2 separate regions of the Homo sapiens genome follow, and region 1 is linked to region 2. A link is an interaction called in ENCODE POLR2A ChIA-PET data of the cell type or tissue named here. Cell type or tissue: Panc1. All regions are shown on one strand. Links, peaks and the distances in the headings refer to the core of each region. The heading gives the core; the rest is flanking DNA.

The links. Peaks named below come from ENCODE experiments on the same cell type or tissue, not always from the same donor. Only the 100,000 strongest peaks of a DNase experiment are listed, where the experiment ranks them.
Region 1: POLR2A ChIA-PET joins it to region 2 with 19 read pairs; 3 of 35 experiments call an interaction of 5 or more read pairs at or near these places.

What each region holds. Positions count from the first base shown.
Region 1 is chr14:68,831,908-68,839,907 of GRCh38, reverse strand. No RefSeq gene overlaps it. Among named protein-coding and RNA genes, the nearest start is that of ZFP36L1, 43 kb to the right of the region's middle. In Panc1, for the core only: no CTCF peak of the experiment used is centred there; no DNase peak of the experiment used is centred there.
Region 2 is chr14:69,183,528-69,193,926 of GRCh38, reverse strand. EXD2 (exonuclease 3'-5' domain containing 2) reads right to left here and starts at 2,429. Exons shown (of 10, transcript NM_001193360.2): 1 at 2,336-2,429. GALNT16-AS1 (GALNT16 and EXD2 antisense RNA 1) reads left to right here. Exons shown (of 4, transcript NR_184249.1): 4 at 9,430-10,399. RefSeq lists a silencer at 2,019-2,208. In Panc1, for the core only: no CTCF peak of the experiment used is centred there; a DNase peak (open chromatin) is centred at 2,406; H3K4me3 peaks cover 1,487 bases; H3K27ac peaks cover 1,121 bases.

The DNA of each region.
Region 1 (8,000 bases), core at 1-8,000, 350 kb after region 2:
AGTAAATGCATCATTTTGCATTCCCAACAACGTTGAACAAAGGTTCCAATTTCTCCACATTTTCAGCAACACTTGTTATTTTCTGTTTTTTTGTTTTGTTTTGTTTTTTTAATAGTGACCATCCTAATGTATGTGAGTGGTATCTCATTATAGTTTTGATTTGTATGTCCCTAATTAGTGTGTTCATCCATTATTGCATTGCTATAAAGAAATACCTGAGCCTGGGCAATTTATAAAGGAAAGAGGTTGAGTTGGCTCACTGTTCTGCAGGCTGTACAGGAAGCACGGCACTGGCATCTGCTCAGCTTCTAGTGAGGCCTCAGGATGCTTTCAACCATGGTGGAATGTAAAGGGGGAGCAGGCATATTCCATGGTGAAAGTGGAGCAAGAGAGAGAGGGTGGAGGTGTCACACACTTTCAAACAACCAGATCTCATAGGAACTCAGAGGGAGAACTCACTTATCACCAAGGAGACGGCACTAAGCCACTTATGAGGGATCCACCCCCACACAGTGGTGGGGACTCCCACCAGGCCCCACCTCCAACACTGGGGATTACATTTTGACATGACATTTGGAGGAAACAGACATCCAAACCATATTATTCCATCCCGGCCCCCTAAATATCACGTTCTTCTCACATTGCAAAATACAATCATTCCCTGCCACTAGTCTTCAAAAGTCTTAACTCATTCCAGCATCAAGTCCAAAGTCCTGTCTCATCTGAGTCTCATCTCCTTCCATCTCTTTGGCTGTACAATCAAATCAAGTTATTTACCCCAAGATAAAATGGCAGTACAGGCATTGGGTAAACATTGTCATTCCAAAAGGGAGAAATTGGCCAAAAGAAAGAGGCTGAAGGCTCCATGCATGTCTGAAACTCAACAAGGAAGACATTAAACCTCAAAGTTCCCAAATGATCCTTGACTCCATGTCTTGTATCCAGAACACACTGGTGCAGGGGGAGGGCTCCCAAGGCCTCAAGCATCCTTGCCTCTGTGGCTTTACAGAGTGCAGCCTCCGTGTCTGCTCTCACAGATTGAGGTTGAGTGCCTGTGGCTTTTCCAGACTCAGGATGCAAGCTGCCCATGTCTCTACCATCCTGCGATCTGGAGGGCAGCAGACCCCTTCTCACAGCTCCACTAGCCAGTGCCCTGGTAGGGACTCTGTGTGGGGCTCCAACCCCACCTTTCCCCTTGGTGCTGCCCTAGTAGAGGTTCTCCATAAGGGCTCTGCCCCTGCAGGAGGCTTTTGCCTGGACACTCAGGCTTTCTGGAACATCCTTTGAAATCCAGCAGGAAGCTGGCAGCCTCCTTTACTTTTGCACTCTGTGAGCCTGCAGGCTTAACACCATGTGGAAGCACCAAAGCTTATAGCTTGCACCCTCTGGAGTGGTAGCCCAAGCTGTACCTGGGCTCCTGTGAGTTGAGGCTGGAGCTGAAGTAACTGGAATGCGGGGAGCAGCCTCCTGAGGCAGAGCAGAGCAGCTGCATTCTGGGCCTGCCCCCTAAAACCATTCTTTCCTCCTAGGCTTCTGGGTCTATAATAGGAGAGGGTTTCTCCAAGATTTCTGAAATACCTTCAAGGCCTTTTCCCCATTGTCTTAGATATTAGCACTTGGCTCCCTTTTAGTTGTGCCAATCTGTTTAGCAAGTGCTTGCTCTGCAGCCTGCTTATATTTCTTGCCTGAAAATGATTTTTATTTATCTGCCACAGGGCCAGTTTGCAAATTTTCCAAACTTCCATGCTCTGCTTCCCTTTTAAATATAAGTTCCAACTTTAAGTCATTCCTTTTCTCCTGCATCTGATTTAGACTGTTGGAAGCAGCCACATCACTCCTATATTTATTTTTTCCTAAAAAAATTTTTTTTTTTGAGACAGAGTCTCGCTCTGTCACCCAGGCTGGAGTGCAGTGGAATGATCATGGCTCACTGCAGCCTTGACCTCCCAGGCTCAATTGATCCTCCTGTCTCACTCAGTCTCCTGAGTGGCTGGGACCACAGGCATGCACTGCCATGTCTGGCTGATTTTTAAATCTTTTGTAGAGACGGTGTCTCACTGTTTACGCAGGCTGAACTCCTGGGCTCAAGCAATACTTCAGCCTTGGCCTCCCAAAGTGCTGGGATTACAGATGTGAGCTACCATGCCTGGCTACATGCCACTTCTTGAATGCTTTGCTGCTTAAAAATTTCTTGCATCTGATACCCTAGGTCATTACTCTTATGTTCAAACTTCCATAGATTATAAGGACATGAACACAATGCAGCCAAGTTCTATGCTAGGGCATAACACAAGTGACTTTAATCCAGTTCTCAGTAACTTACTCATTTCCATCTGAACCTCATCAGCCTGGCCTTCACTGGCTATATCTCTCAGTATTTTGGTCACAACCATTTACTCAGTATCTAAAAAGCTCCAAATTTTCCCTCATCATCCTGTCTTCTTCTGAGCCCTCCAAACTCTTCCAACCTAGAAGACTAGAGTAAATAACTGATCCTTCAGTGCAAAAACAGAGGAGACATCCAGAAGAAACAACAGCAAACAGGGAACCATGACCTTCTGTAATGGACAAAGCAAGGAACCAGTGACTGACTCTAATGAGACAGTGATACATGAACCCCTTGACCAATTGTTCAAAACAGCAGTTTTAAGGAAACAGTGATCGCCAAGATAACACATAAAATCAATTCAGAAATGTTTGAGACTTTTGTTTTGTTTTGTTTTTGAGATGGAGTTTCAGTCTTTTGCCCAGGCCAGAGTGCAGTGGCGTGATCTCGGCTCACTGCAACCTCCGCCTCCCAGGTTCAAGTGATTTTCCTGCCTCAGCCTCCGAGTAGCTGGGATTACAGGTGCCTGCCACCATGTCAGACTAATTTTTGTATTTTTAGTAGAGACAGGGTTTCTCCACATTGGTCAGGCTGGTCTTGAATTCCTGACCTCAGGCGATCCACCCACCTCAGCCTCCCAAAGTGCTGGGATTACAGGCATGAGCCACTGTGCCCAGCCAAGAAAAATTTAACAAAGAGATTGAAATAATAATTAAAAAATCAAACAAACAGAAATCTTGGAACTGAGAAATACATTTGCCAAACAGAAAAATGCACTAGAGGCTCTTAACAGCAGAATGGGTTAAGTGGAGGAAATAATTAGTGAGCTTGAAGACAGGCTAATAAAAAATATGGCCATAGGAGAAAAAAGAAGAATGAAAAGGAATGAAAATTATCTACAAGATATAGAAAATTACCTCTAAACACCAAATCTAAGAATTATTGGTATTCAAGAGGGATATGTACAACAGCAAGGGGCAGAAACTCTATTCAAAGAAATAATACCAGAAAACTTTCCAAAACTTGAGAAATATATGAATATCCAGTACAGGAAGGTCAGAGAACATCAAACAGATTCTACCGAAATAAGAGCACCCCAAGGCATAAAATAATTTTCTCTCAAAAGTCTAAGATAAATAAAGGATCCTAAAAGCAGCAAGAGAAAAGCAAATAACATATAAAGGAGCATCAGTTTGTCTGGCAATAGACTGCTCAATGGAAACCACATTGGCCAGGAGGGAGTAGGATGACATTTTCAAAGTGCTGGAAAAAACAAAACAAAACAAAATAACCCTGCCATCCAGGAATACTGTATCCAGCAAAGTTGTCCTTCAAATATTAAGGAGAGATGTAATCTTTTTCAGACAAACAAAAGCAGAGAATTCACCACCACCAGACTCATCTTACAAGGAATGCTAAAGAGAGTTCTTCAACCAGAAGGAAAAAAACCACCCCACGAACATGCAAAAAGAAAACACTTGAAGGTATAAAATCCACTGGTAAAATTAAATACATGGACAAACCCAGAATATTCTAATATTGTAAATGTGGTGTGCAATTCATGCATAACTCTAGTATGAAACCTAAAGAGCAAATCTATCAAAAACAATATAGCTACAGCAGCCTACTAAGAGATAGGCAGTATAAAAATATGTAAATTGAGACAATAAAAAGACAAAATGTGAGGAGGATGGAGTTCAAGTGTAGAATTTTTTTCATTTTTGTTTCTATTATTTTCTTTGTGATCTAGAACTTTGTGATAAGTTGCCACCTCTGTAAAATGACTTGTTATATTTATAAGATGTTTTCTGTAAGCCTCATAGTAACCACAATGCAAAAACCTATAATAGAGTCACTGCAAATAAAAAGCAATGAATTAAAACATACTGCCAGAGAAAACCACTTAACCACAAAGGAAGACAGTAAGAAAGAGAGAAAGGAAGAGAGGAGTTACAAAACAACCAAAAAACAAGCAACAAAATGGTAGTGGTAAGTTCTTACTTATCAAAATAACACTGAATGTAAATGAATTAAATTCTCCAATTAAAAGGCATAGAATGGCTAAATGGATAAAGAAACAAGACCCAACTATATGTTGCCTACAAAAAAACCCATTTCACCTATAAAGACACACATAGAGCCCAGGAGATTGAGGCTGCTGTGAGCTATGATCGTATCACTGCACTCCAGCTTAGAAGACAGAATGATACCTTTTTTTTTTTTTTTTTTTTTTTGAGATACACATAGACTGGGCTGGGCACGGTGGCTCATACCTGTAATCCCAGCACTTTGGGAGGCCAAGGTGGGCGGATTACCTGAGGTCAGGAGTTCGAGACCAGCCTGGCCAACATGGTGACCCCGTCTCTACTAAAAACACAAAAATTAGCCAGGCATGGTGGCACATGCCCGTAATCCCAGCTACTCGGGAGGCTGAGGCAGGGGAATTGCTTGAGCCTGGGAGGCATAGATTTCAGTGAGCCGAGATTATGTCACTGCAGCCTGGCTGACAGAGCAAGACTCTGTCTAAAAAAAAAAAAAAAAAAAAAAGATACACATAGACTGGAAGTGTGTCCAGTTAAAATAAGATATAGTACGCAACTGGAAACCAAAAAAGGGAAGTAGATATGTTTATACCAGATAAAATAGACTACAAGTCAAAGACTGTAAAAAGAGACAAAGAAGGTCACTATATGATGATAAAGGGGTCGATTCAGCAAGATGATACAACAATTATAAATATCTATGCACCTAACGTTAGAGCTCCCAAATATATAAATCAAACATAAATCTATCTAAAGGGAGAGATAGACTACAATATAATAATAGTAGGGAATGTCAACACTCTACTCTCAGTAATGCACAGAACATCCATGCAGAATATCAATAAAGAAACATTAAACTACACACTAGACAAAGTAGACCTAACTAATATTTACAGAATATTTCACCCAACTGCTGCAGAATACACATTCTTTTCATCAGCATATGGAACATTCTCCAGAGTAGACCATGTCTTAGGCCACAAAACAAGTCTCAACAAATTCAGAAAAGAAGAAATAATATCAAGTATCCTTTCTGGCTACAATGGAATAAAACAAGAAATCAATAACAAGAAGAACCTCAGAAACTACACAAATACATGGAAACTAAGCAACATGCTCCTGAATGATGAATGGGACAATGAATAAATTAAGAAAAAAAATGTAAAAAGTCTCTCAAAACAAATTAAAAGGAAATATACCATAATCTGGGGGATACATCAAAGGCAATACTAAGAAGGAAGTTTATACAACAAACAACTATATCAAAAAAGCAGAAAGATTTCAAATAAATAACCTAATGATGCACCTCAGGAAACTAGAAAAGCAATAACAAACCAAACCCTAAATTAGTAGAAGGAAATAAATACTAAAGATTAGAGCAGAAATAAATGAAATTGAGATTTAAAAAATACAGAAGATCAATGAAACAAAAAGTTGGTTCTTTTGAAAAAATAAAATCAACAAACATTTAGCTAGACTATCTAAGAAAAAAAGAGAAAAGACCCAAGTAAACAAGATCAGAAACTGAAAAGGAGACATAAGTGAGACTACAGAAGTTCAAAGAATCATTAGAGACTATTATAAACAACTACATGCCAACAAACTGGAAAACCTAGAAGAAATGGATAAATTCCTGAACATATACACTTATCAAGACTGAACTATGAATATTGTTCATATGAATATCAAGACTGAACTATGAAGAAAATAGAAAACCTGAACAAGCCAATAATGACTAATGAAATTGAAGCTGTAACAAAGAGTCTCCCATCAAGAAAAGCCCAGGACATGATACCTTCACTGCTGAATTCTACCAAACATTTAAACAAGAATTAATACCAATTCCATGCAAACTCTTCAATAAAACTGAAGAATAGGGAATACTTCCAAACTTGTTCTACAAGGTCGTCATTACCCTGATACCAAAACTAGACAAGGACATGACAAGAAAAGAAACAACAGGCTAATATCACTGATAAAAATAGATGCAAAACCCCTCAACAAAATACTAGCAAACTGAATTCAATAACACATTAAAAAGACCATTTGGCGGCTGGGCACAGTGGCTCACGCCTGTAATCCCAGCATTTTGGGAGGCTGAGGGAGGCGGGTCATGAGGTCAGGAGATCGAGACCATCCTGGCCAACATGGTGAAACCCCATCTCTACTACAAATACAAAAATTAACTAGGCATAGTGGCACATGCCTGTAGTCCCAGCTACTCGGGAGGCTGAGGCAGGAGAATCGCTTGAATCTGGGACGCAGAGGTTGCAGTGAGCCGAGATTGTGCCACTGCACTCCAGCCTGGGGACAGAGTGAGGCTCTGTCTCAAAAAAAAACCATTTGCCATGACCAAGTGGGATTCATCCTAGAGACATAAGGATGGTTCAACATTTGCAAATCAATAAATGTGATACATCACATTAACAGAACCATAAGACCATTTCAATCAAGGCTGAAAAAGTATTCAATAAAATTCAACATCCCTTTATGATGAAAACTCTCAACAAATTGGGTAGAGAAGGAGCATATCTCAAAATAATACAGGCCATATCTGACAAACTGTCAGCTAACATCATACTGAACAGGGAAAAATGGAAAGCCTTTTCTTTAAGATGTGAAACATGACGAGAATGCCCACTCTCAACCTTTTAATCAACATAATATTGGAAGTACTGGCCGGAGCAAGTAGGAAAGAGAAAGAAATAAAGGGCATCCAATTGGAATGAAAGAAATCACATTAGCTTTGTTCACAGATGACATAATTTTATACTTAGAAAAATCTATAGATTCCACCAAAAAACTGTTAGAACTGATAAACGAATTCAGTAAAGTTGCAAAATCAATGTACAAAAATCAGCATTTACATACATCAACAGCAAACAATCTGCAAAAGAAATCAAGAAAGCAATGCCATTTATAATAGCTACAAAGAATATAAAATACCGAGGAATCAATTTTTTTTTTTTTCTTTTGAGACAGAGTCTTGCTCTGTCACCCAGGCTGGAGTGCAGTGGCTCAATCTTGGCTCACTGCAAGCCTCCCAGGTTCAAGCGATTCTTCTGCCTCAGCCTCCTGAGTAGCTGGGACTACAGGCACATGCCACCATGCCCGGCTAATTTTTTGTTGTTGTTTGTATTTTTAGTAGAGATGCAGTTTCACCATATTGGCCAGGCTGGTCTCAAACTCCTGACCTCGTGATCCACACACCTCAGCCTCCCAAAGTGCTGGGATTAAAAGCATGAGCCACCGTGCCTGGCCCCTAGGAATCAATTTAACCAAAGACGTGAAAGATCTATACAAGGAAAACCATAAAATTTTGACAAAGGAAATTGAAGACGACATACGAAAAAGGAAAAGATAGTCCCTGCTCATGGATTGGAAGAATTAACATTGTTAAAATGGCAATATTACCCAAAGCAATTTATAGCTTGAACACAAGCCCTTTCAAAATACTAATGATATTATTCACAGTAATAGGAAAAAAAAAAACCCTAAAATTTATATGGAACCACAAAAGACCCCAAATAGCCAAAGCAATACTGAGCAAAAAGCACAAAGCTGGTGGCATCACATCCCATTATGTGATTTCAAAATATACTACAAGGTTGTAATAACCAAATCAGCATGGT
Region 2 (10,399 bases), core at 1,416-9,415:
AAGCTTTCCCGTGCGCTGTAGGATGTTTAGCAGCACCCTCGCTTTTACTCACTAGATAACCAATAGCAGCACCATCCTAGTGGAACAAACAAAAAATGTTTACAGACATTGCCAAATAACCCCGAGAGCAAAAATCTCTGCCATTTAAGAACCACTCGGATTGGGAATGATAGCCACAAAATACAAACACACACATAACAGACTGATAAATTAAAACCTAAAATTTTAAACTTTGTTTCAACAAAGATGCCATATAGTTAAAAGACAAGCAACAACTTAAAAAAGCAATAAGCAGGGAGTAAATATTATAAACACATATGAATAACAAAAGATCAAAATCCAGAACATATAAAATACTATTATAAATCAATAAGGAAAAGACAATCCAATAGAAAGAGATGTTTCTCAAAAGAGGAAATACAAATGGCTGACAATCATGAAGATGTTCAATCTCAATAGTAATCAGGGGAATGCAAATTAAAACAGCAAAGAGAAATCACTTTTCCATCCATCAGATTGGCAAAAACAAAAAAGATCGATACCATTAAATGATCAAAAGAGCATGGTGGGCCAGACACGGTGGCTCACGCCTGTAATCCCATCACTTCGGGAGGCCAAGGCAGGCGGATCACTCGAGTTTAGGAGTTTGAGACCAGCCTGGCAAATACGGTGAAACCCCGTCTCTACTAAAAATACAAAAATTAGCCAGGCGTGGTAGCGGGTGCCTGTAATACCAGCTACTCGGGAGGCTGAGGCAGGAGAATCGCTTGAACCTGGGAGGCAGAGGCTGCAGTGAGCTGAGATCACGCCACTGCACTCCAACCTGGGCAACAGAGCAAGACTCTGTCTCAAAAAAAAAAAAAAAAGAGAGAGAGAATGGAGGAAATTATTATCCACCGTGGGTGGCAGTTTGGCATTCCTAAATCCCCATACTCTCCCACCCAGCAATTCCACCTGCAGGTACCCATCCTTGAGAAATGCTCTCACATGGGCTCTCACAGAGGTGTGTGGGAAGGATGTTCTCCGCCATACTGTGTCTAACAATGAAAAACTGGAAACAATCTATGGAATCTTACATAACCATGGAATTTACAGAGCAAGTAGAAAGAATAGGTAGATCTCTAGGTACTGACAAAGAAAAAATTCCAAGACCCGTTTTTAAGCATAAAACGTCAAGTTGTGTAATGCATAAAACATGCATATTTGTAAAAGTTTAAAGCGAAATCTTACAAACATATATCTTATACGTACACATACTTGTCAAATAAATGCAAAGAAAAATACACACAAACTGACAACAGTTCTTATTTTGTGGGAAAGGGACTGGTAAAGAAGGTGGAGATGGAAAAAAACAAAATCAAAGAGGATCTGTCTTCCACACTCCCCACCCTCACCACCAAGAACATCAAGCTAAGAAAGATCTGTGTTTAAAATTTTTACATAATTTTGTTACAAGGCTTTATGCACGGACTATAACTAGAATATTTTAAAAATACATTTTTAAAACAAGCTCAACTTGACCAAATTTAATCCATCTTCCCCGCTGCGCCCCAACCCGCACTTCCTAATTCCTATGATTAACAAAACCTTTCAATTCCTTCTATCCTTGGAACAGAACTAAGAAAATAAAGTATAATTTCAATTTTGTGTTTTTGAGGAGAGGGTATATAAAGGAGTTTGAATGTTGGAATCATATCAAAAGCTTATCGGGGGATTGGTTTGTTTGTATTTTAAGGAGCAGATGTCAATTTTGTAATAAATAATGATTAAGGTTCTTAGTTTTGATCCATCCCAGGGATGTGAAAAGCCAAAGAGGTGGCTCCCGGCAAGGCCCAGAGCAGGGTGTGGTCTGGGAGGACAGGGATGGTAGCGAGGGTGGCGGCTCACACGAATCCAGGAGAGAAAACAGCAGCTGTTGCCGCGTCGAACCCGCAGCGCCCGAGGAGCTACCAGGTGCCGCGGGCGGGGCCTCCTTTTTAGCTGACTGGGACACGCAGCCTCGAAGGTCTGGTAGAGTCTCCCAGGGAGAGGGTAAGGGGGTCGAAAGGAGAGGCCCAAGGAGGGCGTGGGAGGCCGCGGGCAGGGGTGAGGCCCTCCTTGCGCACCTGGGTGCTGAACCGCCCCGCCGTGTGCGACGGGGGCGAGGGGGTCACGCCGAGGGGCGGGGAGAGGGGCAGGGCCAACTCGCTCCGGGACAGCGGGGGCCCCGCAATGTCACCCCCGTACACGGTAATATCCCCCCGCTCCACGACCCCTCTTAGTCTGCACTGGAAGCACCCCCTGCCCCGCGCACAATCCTGGTGCAAGGCTTCGCCGGCTTCTGAGCCTCACTTACCTGCTGTCTCGGACTGGGCCGCACACCTGCAGCGGGCTCACGTTAAAGACCTGGAACCTGTGCGGCCGCCTGCGCGCACCCACCCGGATTCACTAGGGCCGTAACCACTTCCGTTCCTGCGACAGGCCTGGAGGACGTAATCCCAGCTGGCGTGTGGGAACGGGCAACGCCATTTTGTACGGAAGCTACTGGGGCAGGTGATGCCTACCCAGTCTCTCTCCTCTGTTGAACAAAGGATCTGTTAAAATTGGAAGGGCTTAACGTCTTCTTCAGAAAAGTGACGCATTTGTTACTGGGATGGTATGTTTGTGTTTTGGTTTTGGCTTTGAAGGGAGAAACCTCCAGAACTCTCACAAATGTAATATGGGACATCGAATTTTCCTTCTTTAGTATCCTGCGTACTGTTTTTCTGCTAAACGATAACAGTAAATAGAAGGAAAGACACTGTATTTAAATAATGTAGTCTTCATTAGCAGTGCACATTATCCTATAGCCACTATAATAATTTTATGTACCCTCCTTTTTTTTTTTTTTTTTTTTTTTTGTAGATACTGTCTCCCTACATTGCCTAGGCTGGTCTCGAACTCCTGGGCTCAAGCGAACCTCACAACTCGGCCTCCCAAAGTGCTGGGATTACAGGCGTGAATGCCCAACCTATGCCATCTTTTATAGCGATAACCACAATACTTTTTGTTTATATATTAAATCGTTCATCCAATCAGTCTTTATTAGCAATTATATGTGAGGCAGTTAATCTGTGCTACATGCATGCTTTTCCTTTCTCATGGAATGTGTAAAACAGAAGGAGAAATGAGATGTGCATAAATAACCAATATAAGGTATAATAATAGCTACCATTTGTTGACTTTGTGCTCACCTGTTGCTAGGAACTTTGCAAAGCATTTTACTTATTTTTTCTCCTTTAATCCCCATAACAACCCTGTGAGGCAGTACTATTATTAGTGCCGTTTTACATAAAATAGAAAAAGGTTAAATAACTTCCTCAAGGTAATTCAGCAAGTAAGCACCGGAGTTAGGAATCAAACCTCATATTTCTGATTGCAGAGCATGTGGCCCCATCCTTTATACTATATTGCCTTCAATACAGGGGCAAATGTTTTAAATTCCATTGAATGAGTACCCATGGGGGAAATTTCCAGCTATTATAGAGGATTAACTCCCTGAATTTTTATCTGCTCCATCTTGAAACACTTAAAAAACAAAGGATAAAGAGGAAATGCAAATTAAAACCACAATGAGATATAGCTAAATGAAAAAGAAAATGTCAAGTATTGGCAAGATTGTGGAGCAACCACAACTCTCATATGCTCCTGAAGGGAACATAAATTGATGCAATCACTTTGTTTAACTGTTTGGCGGTATCAACTGAATCTGAATATGTGAAAAGACTTTGTTCCAACAATTTCACCCCTAGCTGGGGCACAGTGGCTCAACGTGTCATCCCAGCACTTTAGGGATTTTCACTGTGTTGCCCAGGCTGGTCTTGAACTCCTGGCCTCAAGCGATCCTCCCACCTCGGCCTCCCAAAGTGCTGGGCATCATGGTGTGCACCTGTAGTCCCAGCTACTCCAGAAGCTTAGGCAGGAGGACGTCTTGATCCCTGGAGTTTGAGGCTGCAGTGAGTTGTGATCACACCACTGCAGTCCAGCATAGGTGACAGAGCTAGACCCTGTCTCGAAAACAAAAACAACAAAAAACAATTTTACTCCTAGTTATATATATGCAACTGAAATGTCTGCATGTATTCACCAAAAGGACATGTACAAAAAAAAGCTCATACCCATACTTTCAACAGCCCCAAACGGGAAACTACCCAAATATCCCTGCTATTAGAAGTCACTGTATATAATGATTAATCTTAGGGTAGTAATAACTGGAAGGGAACATGAGGAGGTTCACGAAGTGCTGATAATGTTCTATTTCTTAATCTGAGTGCGGCTTTACATGTGTGTTCAGGTTATATTTGTGAGCACTTTTCTGGTTTCATATATACTTCGATAAAAGGGTTTTTAAAAATGATAGTAAAGGAGTGAAAAGTTTGTTAACCCAAAGAAGAAAGAACAGGAAAGGACATAGTACCAAACTAAAAAAAAAGATACAATTTTAAAAGATAGAAATTAGATTAGAATGGCAGATACATTGTATGCTTGTATCAAAATATCTCATGTACCCCATAAATATGTACATCTACTGTGTGCCCACAAAAATTAATAATTAAAAACAAAAAGAATAGCAGAATATTGACATTTGGAGGATTTCATAAAGAACTGTCTGGGTTCACAAGCAATCACTCTACATTAAGGCCCAGTCAACAAGACTCATCTGTGCATACAGAATTTCTAATCAGCTTTTAAAATACAGTTTCTCACTTTTAAATATGAGAAGACATCCAAGAATCACCAGTCATTATGGGAATGTCTGACATAATTAATTAACCTTTTCTAAGGAGCATGTATAGAACTATGTAAAGAACCCTCCATTCCTGAGGAAGACAAAGAAAAGAACTATGTCCTCAACGATGTGAAAACACAAATTGTTCTCAAATATACTTTTCACATTTACAGGGAAGATTTAAGAAAATTAATTTTGATTTAGGCCATTGATTATCTAACTGGTTGCTGTTTTTAAAATCAAATAATTTTTAAAAATGTAGGCTATTGAGCAACTTTTTACAAATTGCAAAAAATTGCTATCATACAGATCACATTCTCTGACTACATTGCAATTAAGTTAGAAATCAATCATGAAGCTGGGTGCGGTGGCTCATGCCTGTAATCCCAGCAGTTTGGGAGGCTGAGGCAGGAGGATCACCTGAGGTCAGGAGTTCAAGACCAGCCTGGCCAACACGGTGAAACCCTGTCTCTACTAAAAATACAAAAATTAGCCAGGCACAGTGGCCGATGCCTGTAAACCCAGCTACTTGGGAGACTGAGGCAGGAGAACTGCTTGAACTGGGGAAACGGAGGTTGCAGTAAGCCGAGATCGTGCCAATGCATTCCAGCATGGGCAACAGAGCGAGGCTCCATCAAAAAAAAAAAAAAGAGAGAGAGAGAGAACGAAAGAGAGAGAAAGAAAGAGGGAGAGAGGGAAGAAGGAAGGAAGGAAGGGAGGAAGGAAGGAAGGAAGGAAGGGAAAGAAAGGATTATTTTTAAAACTCCGTGTACTTGGAAATTACGTCTGTAATCCCAGCACTTTGAGAGACTTAGGCATGTGGATCACTTGAGCCTAGGAGTTTGAGACCACTCTGGGCAACATGGCAAAACTCCACCTCTACCCAAAATACGAAAATTAGCTGGGTGTGGTGGCACACACCTGTGGTCCCAGCTACTCGGGAGGCAGTTGTGGGAGGATCGCTTGAGTCTTGGGGGCGGAGGTTAAACAATGGCTAAAATCCAAAACACTGCCAACACCAAATTCTGCTAAGGATGTGGAGCAACAGGAACTCTCATTCATTGCTGTTGGGAATGCAAAATGGTATAGCCACTTCTGAAGACAGTTTGGCAGTTTCCTATAAAGGTAAAGATAGTCTCAGCATGCAATCCAGCAGCCACACCCTTGGGTATTTACCAAAATGAGTTGAAAACTTAGGACCACACATAAACTTGCACATGAATGTTGACAGCAGGTTTATTTATAAGCTGGAAACAACCAAGATGTCTTTCAGTAGGTGAAAGAATAACCAAACTGGTACATCCTTACAATGGAATATTATTCAGAACTAAAAAGAAAGAAGTTATCAAGCTGCAAAAAATAACATGGAGAAACCTTAAATGTATATTGCTAAGTGAAAGAGGTCAGTCTGCCATGGCTACATACCGTATGGTTCCAACAGTATGACATTTTGGAAAAGGCAAAGCTGTAGAGATAGTAAAAAGATCAATGGTTGCCAGGGATTCCAGGGGAGGAGGAAAGGCGGAATAGCTGGAGCAAGGGGATTTTTAGGCCAGTGAAACTATTCTGTGTGATACAGTAATGGTGGATACATGACATTAGGCATTTGTCAAAACGTGTGGAACTGTGCAACATGATGAGTGAACTCTAATGTAAACTATAAACTTTGGCTAATAAGGTATCAATATAATTTTGTAGCAAATGTACAATACCCGTGCAAGATGTCAATAATAGATGAAACTGCAACTGCATGTGGTGAGGGGAGGTATGTGGGAGCTCTCTGCACATTCTGTTCAAATTTTCTGTAAACCTAAAACTGCTCTAGAAATAAAGTCAATTAATTTTTTTTAAAAAAGGTTATTGTGTGAACTATCTAAAATACTTTATTCATTTGTTTATTCATTCCAAGGACAACTTAATGTCAAGCACTGGGCTAGGGATTCATGGGACATCATGTGCAGAAAATTCACGAGGAACTGTGGCCGGAAGTGCTGGTTGCCCACCTAGTATGCATTCTCCCTTTCCACTTAGGGGGCATTAAACAATTGCATTTACAAAATACAATTTTCTGTCTTCATTAGGAGTAGGTGTGGCCATGTGACTAAGTTCTGGCTAATTAGTTATAAGCAAAAGTTTTTGCATGGGACTTTTGGTAATGTTTCTAAAAAGGTGACAGGCTGGGCGCGGTGGCTTATTCCTGTAATCCCAGCACTTTGAAAGTCCAAGGCGGGCGGATCACTTGAGGTCAGGAGTTCAAGACCACCAACATGGTGAAACCCCATCTCTACTAAAAATTCAAAAATTAGCTGGATGTGGTGGCACATACCTGTAATCCAAGCTACTTGGGAAGCTGGAGCATGAGAATCACTTGAACCTGGGAGGCAGAGGTTGCAGTGAGCTGAGATTGCACTACTGCACTCCAGCCTGAGTGACAGAGCGAGAGACTCTGTCTCAAAAAAAAAAAAAAAAAGAAAGAAAGAAAAGAAAAAGGGGATGAAGAGGACAGAGCTGGGTGTGATGGCCCACACCTGTAATCCCAGCACTTTGAGAGGCCAAGACAGGAGGATCACTTGAGCCCAGGAGTTCAAGACCAGGCTGGGCAACATAGGGATACCCCGTTTCTACAAAAGAGTAAAAAATTAGCTGGGCATGGTAGTTTGTGCCTGTAGTCCCAGTTACTTGGAAGGCCAAGGTGGAAGGATTGCTTGAGCCAGGGAGGGCAAGGCTGCCAGTGAGCCATGACTGGGCCACTGCACTCTAGCCTGGTAGACAGAGATTCTGTCTCATAAATAATGAGGGGAGAGACAACTCCCACAAGGCCTCTTTTGCCTTTTGTCATTGCCCTTCCCCTTCTTCCTTGCTTATACTAAGACCTGATAGCTGAATCTCCAACAGTTCTCTGCCATCACAGTGGCAATTTAAAATGAAATCCAGGTGCTTAGGAAGACGGAGTGGAGAGGTAGATGTAGCCTGGATCCCTGATGCCTTCTGTAGTTTCCATACTAACCCTGAGCAACCTACCTCTGAACTTTGAACTTTTTTTTTTTTTTGAGATGGAGTCTCATTCTGTTGCCCAGGCTGGAGTGCAGTAGCACGATATCGGCTCACTGCAACCTCTGCCTCCCAGGTTCAAGTGGTTCTCCTGCCTCACCCTCCTGAGTAGCTAGGACTACAGGTGCATGCCACTCCACCTGGCTAATTTTTTATATTTTTAGTAGAGACGGGGTTTCACCATATTGGCCAGGCTGGTCTCGAACTCCTGACCTCGTGATCCACCTGCCTCGGCCTCCCAAAGTGCTGGGATTACAGGTGTGAGGCACCACACTCAGCCTGTACTTCTTTTACATGGGAAAATAAACCTCTAATTTTCTTAAGCTACTGCAGTCAATGTTACTAGTGGTAGAATCCAATCCCTAACTGATATGGAAAACAAAAGATATTAATGATAAATGCATGCCACACCAGTCAACTAAAACCTATTTAATACAATGCCCAGCACTGAAGATACACAAAAAAGGTAGAAGATAATGATGGAGGTCAAAATTTAGAGGAATCGCTGCCTGATAGACTATTTCTGAAAAATCTTTCCTTCCATTGATTTTTTTTTTTTTAAGAAACAGGGTCTTGCTCTGTTGCCCAGGCTGGATGAAGTATAGTGGCATGATCCTAGTTCACTGCAACCTCAAACTTCTGGGCTGAAGCAATCCTCCCCGCTCAGCCTCTCAAGTAGCTGGGACTGCAGGAGTGCACCACCACACTCAACTAATTTTTTAATTTTTAGTAGAGACAAGGTCTTGCTGTGCAGCCAAGGCTAGTCTCAAACTCCTAGCCTCAAGCAATCCTCCCACCTCAGCCTTCTAAAGTGCTGGGATTACAGGTGTGAGCCAGTGTGCCTGGCCCCTTCCGATGATATTCATTTTTTTTAATCTTTTTTTGAGATGGAGTCTTGCTCTGTCACCCAGGCTGGAGTGCAGTGGCGCGATCTCGGCTCACTGCAAGCTCCGCCTCCCGGGTTCACGCCATTCTCCTGCCTCAGCCTCCCGAGTAGCTGGGACTACAGGCGCCCGCCACCACGCCCGGCTAATTTTTTGTATTTTTAGTAGAGACGGGATTTCACCACGTTAGCCAGGATGGTCTCGATCTCCTGACCTCATGATCCACCCGCTTTGGCCTCCCAAAGTGCTGGATTACAAGCATGAGCCACCGCGCCCGGCCCTTCTGATGATATTCTATCCATGCTTTCTACCCACTGATTCCTTTCCTCTATAAATTTGGGTAATATTATTAGGTACTATACAGACTATAAAATATATAGCTATTGTCTGTGCACTCAAGAAGCTCTGGAGCTACTTGGAAACACAAGAAAGAATGTTTGTTAGCAAATGAGAAGGGTTTTTGGTGGTTTAGAGAACTTTGTTTCTGCAATAAGTGGTGTGTTTGGGGCAAAATGAGGTGCCGAGCTGAATTGCTTTGTAGGGTAAAAGGATAAGGAATTAGAAAGCTCAGTGAGTCAATCAAAGATTGAGAAGGGAATCAGCAAGGCTCCAAAATTATTGCAAAGAAGATATCTACAGAGGAGAGACTTTAGGGGAGAAAGAAATGTTTAAGATGTTTGGGGAGTTGAATTTAAGTTGCTACGGGGTTTGTGAATGTTACCTAACTTCATCTTCTATCTTCCACAGGTAAGGTTCAGCAAAGTCTATGTCATTCTCTAATCCTTTTGATCCAGCGGATTCTTTGGAGGAATTTGAATACATATTGGATTTTGCATCCAGGTTTGCAAGAGGAAAATACAAAGGTGACTTCTGGGCCTGCTGGAGGTGGAGGGTAGAGGATGGACAGCTGACATCTAGTCACAGAGGAAAGAACACAGAAAGAGATCTCCAGTTAAAGCTGATAGATTGAACCACAGACAACCCACCTCCTTCTAAAATCCCTCTAGAACAATGGTTTAAAAAAAGTGCTTTAACATAAAACTTCAAAATCAAAAAGATAAGGAAAATGATGAAAACCACTCAGATAAGAAGAGAGGATATTTATGCAGAGGCTGCTGTCGTTGGGAGTCCGCCACCATACCACTATACTTTGGTGAGACTTGAAGGCAGGCAGGGAGTGGAAACACTTTATGCTGTAGTGAAAAAAGGGGAAGGCTTCGGTATGCTCTGACTGGAGATCATTGTCATGGGGAAACTGCAGGTGGGCTAACTAGAGGCTGGGCTTCTTGTGTAATGGTTTGGCTTTCTCTGGTTGGTCCTGTGTTGAAAATAGGGGCAAAATATAGGGAAGCTGACTCATTGACCAAGCCCTGCCCAGGCTGGCCAATTGCAGAGGTTGTGGGTCAGAGTTCTATTGTCATATATGGTCTGGCTACTGTCTGTTTATATAATCCGTCTCTCAGAGAACAGTAGAGGAGATCAAATTATTAACATTTTGGAAGCTGGAAAGCAGGAGGATAGTGTGAGCTGAATTAGCAGACTTGCCATCTATCAAAGGGGATAGCCAAAAGCAAGCCAGATTTGCCCCAGAGAACCACCAAAGGTTCAAGAATTGGCAGCACCAGGTACCCCCAGAAGCAGGGATAAAGTGGGGGCTGAAATTGGACAGTTGGTTCAAAGTCTATTTCAGAAGCATTAGACCACTGGATTTCTTCCC